Linked DNA regions of Homo sapiens: region 1 is linked to region 2. The links are chromatin loops, found by intact Hi-C in ENCODE. Cell type or tissue: Caco-2. All regions are shown on one strand.

Region 1 (2,500 bases), 120 kb before region 2:
TGAGGATTTTTACGTGCTTTATAATATAATATTTTGAGAGAATGACCACATCTTTGGGTTTTCTGATTGGTAAATCTGTTCTAATCTGTGTAATTCACAAATATAAGAAGCTTGATAGAAAACGAGCTTGCTTTGTCTATTTTGTTCTTCCTATTTCAGGCTTTAGCTGACTAAAATGAAGATATCATAATGCAAGCACCAGATGTGACTAGAAAGTTGATAGAATTTAGAGCCAAGAAGAGCTCTAATCTTTGCTTTAGACTTGATTATTATCAACATATTTAAGGAGTTTGCTTTTGGAGGAGTGAAGTGATCCCACAAATTCCAAGCAGATAATTATAAAAACTTGTTAAATAATTAAAAAACTATTTAAAGATATTAGAAAGTATTGAAAAGCAGCTGAAAGACAGACAAAAGTTTAATCTCTGAACCAGAAGGGGTAAGAATTGTGAGTTTGTCTAATCCCCAGAATAACAACTGAGGAAAACTACAAAACATTGCTTAGATACATTTTATAAAATTACAATAAATGGAAAGATATACTGAATTTATGAATTGGAAGATGCAATAGAATTAAAATGTCAGTTAACCTCATTTATAGATTTAATAAAATCTCGCATATCCCAGGAGGCATTTTCCTTAATGGAAATTAACAAGCTGATTCTAAAATTTATATTGAAGTGCACACTACCCAGAAGAGCCAAAATAATTTTGAAAAAGAATAAAGTTAGACTCACAGTAACTGATTTCAAGATTTACTATAAAGTTGCTATAATCCAAATAGTTTCATTGGTGTAAGGATAGACATATAAACCAGAGAGTTCAGAAATAGACCGGTATGTAAACGGTCAAGTGATTGTTGACAAATGTGTTTCAGCAAATGCTGAAGCTATTAGATATCCATATGTAAAAATATCATTACCTCACGCCATGTAATTTTTTTTTTTTTTTTTTTTTTTTTAGAGATAGGGTCTCACTCTGTCACCCAGGCTGGAGTGCAGTAGCACAATCAAGCTCACTGCAGCCTTGAACTCTTGGGCTCAAGTGATCCTCCCGCTTCAACCTCCTGAGTAACTAGGACCACAGGGGTATGCCACCATGCCTGGCTAACTTTTGTATTTTTTGTAGAGATGGGGTCTCCCTATGTTGCCCAGGCTGGCCCTGAACTCCTGGCCACAAGTGATCCTCTCACCTTGCTTCCCAAAATGCTGGGATGACAGGCATGAACCACCATACCTGGCCACCATATAAAAATGTTAACACAAGTTGAATGATAGGTCTAAATGTAAGAGCTAAACTACGAAACTTCTAAAAGAAAATCTAAGAGAAACTATTTAGTCAAAGATTTCTAAGGTAAGACAAAAAGGACAAAGAAAATGGATAAACTGAAATTCATCAAAATTAAGCACACCTATTGGACCAGTCATCGATTGAAATCTACCCTTCTAGTCCCTGCTTTGTAATAGTGAGGTTGCATCCTATAAATATTTATTTGCCAGCTAGTGGAATGCTAGGCTTTGTCAGTAGAGGGCACTAGAGTAACACTGCAAGATGATAGCAACAGGAACTTTTGGGAGTGAAGAAAATGCTATGTGCTGTTAAAATGAGATAGTTAACAATTCAGCACCCTAATTCCCCAAGCCACATTTCAAGTGTTCTATAGCCAATGTAGTTCACGGCTACCACATTGGACAAGCCAGATACAGAATATTTCCATCATTACCAAAAGTTCTATTAACCTCTGCTCTATATCTATTGTGTTGATGGGGTACATGGCTGTATACATTTGTCAAAACCTATCAAATTGTTTGCTTAGAATGAGAGAATTTTGTATGTAAATTAAACTTCAATAAGAATTTAGCAAAGTGCTATTATTCTTTGATTAAACAGTCTCATCTAGGGTTTTAGTAATTTTCATCACTGAAACTGCACAATTGGTCTCCCTCTGATGCTGAGCGGAAGCTGGACTGTACTGCTGCCATCTCGGCTCACTGCAGCCTCCCTGCCTGATTCTCCTCACTCCTGCCCAGTGCCTGCGATTGCAGGCACGCGCCGCCAGGCCTGACTGGTTTTCGTATATTTTTGGTGGAGACGGGGTTTCGCTGTGTTGGCCGGGTCGGTCTCCAGCTCCTAACCGCTAGTGATCCGCCAGCCTCGGCCTCCCGAGGTGCCGGGATTGCAGACGGAGTCTCGTTCACTCAGTGCTCAATGGTGCCCAGGCTGGAATGCAGTGGCGTGATCTCGGCTCGCTACAACCTCCACCTCCCAGCCGCCTGCCTTGGCCTCCCAAAATGCCGAGATTGCAGCTTCTGCCCGGCCGCCACCCCGTCTGGGAAGTGAGGAGCATCTCTGCCTGGCCGCCCATTGTCTGGGATGTGAGGAGCCCCTCTGCCTGGCTGCCCAGTCTGGAAAGTGAGGAGCGTCTCTGCCCGGCCGCCATCCCATCTAGGAAGTGAGGAGCGCCTCTTCCCGGCCGCCATCACATCTAGGAAGTGAGGAG
Region 2 (2,500 bases):
ACTTCTGTATGTGTGTGTGTGTTGGCTTTGCTCTACCCAATATTTTTGAAATTCTTCTATGTTGTTAGGTGTAGCTATTTGTTTTAGTTTTTGTAGTGTATTCCACTATAGAACATACCATAATTTATCTGTTTTACTGCTGATGGATATTTGTGTTTATAGCTAGGTTTGGGCTCTTATGAATAATGATGCTTCTATGAACACTTTTGTGCACATATTTCTATTAAGTTGTATATTCACGAGTGGATTATTTTATCATAGGATGAATATTCTTGACTTTTGTAGATAACACCAACAAGTTTCTCCAAATGGTGGTAACGATTTATGCTTCCATCAGTGATGTAGTCTAGTGATCTAATTCTTCAAATATAGTATTTCAAGTTTTGAATTTTAGCTAAATAGGCGATACTGATATTGCATCTTTATTTGCACTTCCTTGATTACTAATGAAATTCATTACTTTTCACAAAGCTGATGTTTATTTGGATTTTCTATTTTGTGCAGTGCTGGTTCAAGGCTTTTGCTCATTATTTTAAAAACAGATTATTTTTTCTTATTAATTTGTTCTTATATATGTAAAATATCTCCTCCCAGTCTGTGGCTGTTTGTGTGTGTGTGTGTGTGTGTGTGTGTGTGTTTTAACTGTCTTAACTGTGTCATTTGAGGAACATAAGTTTTAGATTTTAAAAAAGTCAAATTCATCAGTTTTTTTTTAATTGTTGGTACTTTTTCTGTGTCCTGTTGCAGAAATTTGTTTCTCATCCTGAAGGCATGAGAATATTTCTTTTATTGTCTTCTAGATGTTTATTAATTTTCCTTTTATAAATCACATTTGAACATTGTGAGAGTTAGAGAACAAGCCAAACAAGGCTTGTAGGAGCATTAACCCATAAAAGTGGAGGATCTTTAAGTTCCACATAAAGTCAAAGACTCAAAACAGTTTTTACTTTAACCAGAAATTATAACATATCTTCCAAGATTCAGGAAAAATAAAGTAGAAATAGCATTTTTAGAAACAACAGGAGGTAGAGTTCTGCCTGTCATCAGTGTGCTTTGTGACTTTCCACTTAATTGGATTGCAGAACTCCTGAGTGTGCTCAAGAGTGAATTGCTTTGGAATGGGAGGACTGCAAGCCCAGCTTCCCTGAAGACTGCCACTGGGGAGCAGCAGATTTCACACAGGGGAAAGCCTTTGAACTTCTTGCAGGAAAGACAGTATATCTCAGTTAAGAGATATATGTTTGGAGAAAATCATAGTCCTTGTTTTTTCCCATGCAGATGGATTTTTATCTGAATTCTGATGTGTTTGTCACCAAACAGAAAATAAAACATGAGACATTAACTAAAAGACAAAAGTTTGAAAGGAAATAAGCTTCACAATTACTCAAGATGGAATCCATTCTACAATTTTTTTTCCTACAACATCTGTTTTACATTTCCCGATTAGCAATACTTTCATGAGAATTTAACAGATGAAATGAAAGTATATAGAATTAGTCCATTTTCACACTGCTGATAGAGACATACCTGAAACTGGGCAATTTACAAAAGAAAGAGATTTAATTGGACTCATAGTTCCACATGGCTGGGGAGGCCTCAATCATGGTGGAAGGTAAGGAGGAACAAGTCACATCTTACGTGGATGGCAGCAGGCAGAAAGGGCTTGTGCAGGGAAATTCCCATTTTTAAAACCATCAGATCTTGTGAGACTCCTTCACTATCATGAGAACAGCACAGGAAAGACCCACTCCCATGATTCAGTCATCTCCCACTGGGTCCCTCCACAACATGTGGGAATTATGGGAGCTACGAGATGAGATTTGGGTGGGGACCCAGAGCCAAACCATATCATATATGTAGATATGAAGATAAATATTCTGGTTCCACTTACCCTTGTAAATTAGGTTTTCAAAGTAGTTCTGATACTCTTAAAGAAGTTAATGATAATTAGAGTAGATTCCCTGAACTGAGTCTTGAATGGGTTCAATGTTTGTCATTTGAAAGGACTTGAGTAAAGAAATTACAGAAATGTGAATGACATTGATTGGTCTAGGTTCTTATTGGGTGGAGGATGGTGGAAAAGTTTTCAAATTTACATAAGGCCTGATTTGGAGTGTGTTGAAAACTAAGCAGAGAGGTTTGGGTTTGATGCATCAGAAAATACTGAAAACTTTTGGAGAAATTTAAAAGTGCTGAAAAGCAATATTTAAGAAAGGTGGCCAGATGTGGTGGCCCACACCTGTAATCCCAGCACTTTGGGAGGCCAAGGTGGATGGATCACCTGAGGTTGGAAGTTTGAGACCAGCCTGACCAACATGGCGAAACCCCGTCTGTTCTAAAAATACAAAATTAGCTGGGTGTGGTGGCTGTTGCCTGTAATCCCAGCTGCTTGGGAGGCTGAGGCAGGAGAATCACTTGAAACTGGGAGGCAGAGGTTGCACTGAGCCGAGATTGTGCCATTGCACTCTAGCCTGGGTGAAAAGAGTGAGACTGTCTCAAA

Evidence for each region. Hi-C counts contacts between places; a loop is a spot of excess contacts. Peaks named below come from ENCODE experiments on the same cell type or tissue, not always from the same donor. Only the 100,000 strongest peaks of a DNase experiment are listed, where the experiment ranks them.
Region 1: a loop joins it to region 2, with 8 times the contacts of the local background. A loop is called at or near these places in 2 of 110 quality-filtered maps.

Annotation. Positions count from the first base shown.
Region 1 is chr7:112,549,114-112,551,613 of GRCh38, forward strand. No RefSeq gene overlaps it. Among named protein-coding and RNA genes, the nearest start is that of LINC03076, 68 kb to the right of the region's middle. In Caco-2, a CTCF peak has its summit at 1,524 (motif pointing right); no DNase peak of the experiment used is centred here.
Region 2 is chr7:112,664,760-112,667,259 of GRCh38, forward strand. All of the region lies in intron 5 of LOC101928012 (a long non-coding RNA gene), which reads left to right. Among named protein-coding and RNA genes, the nearest start is that of LINC03076, 48 kb to the left of the region's middle. In Caco-2, no CTCF peak of the experiment used is centred here; a DNase peak (open chromatin) is centred at 1,152.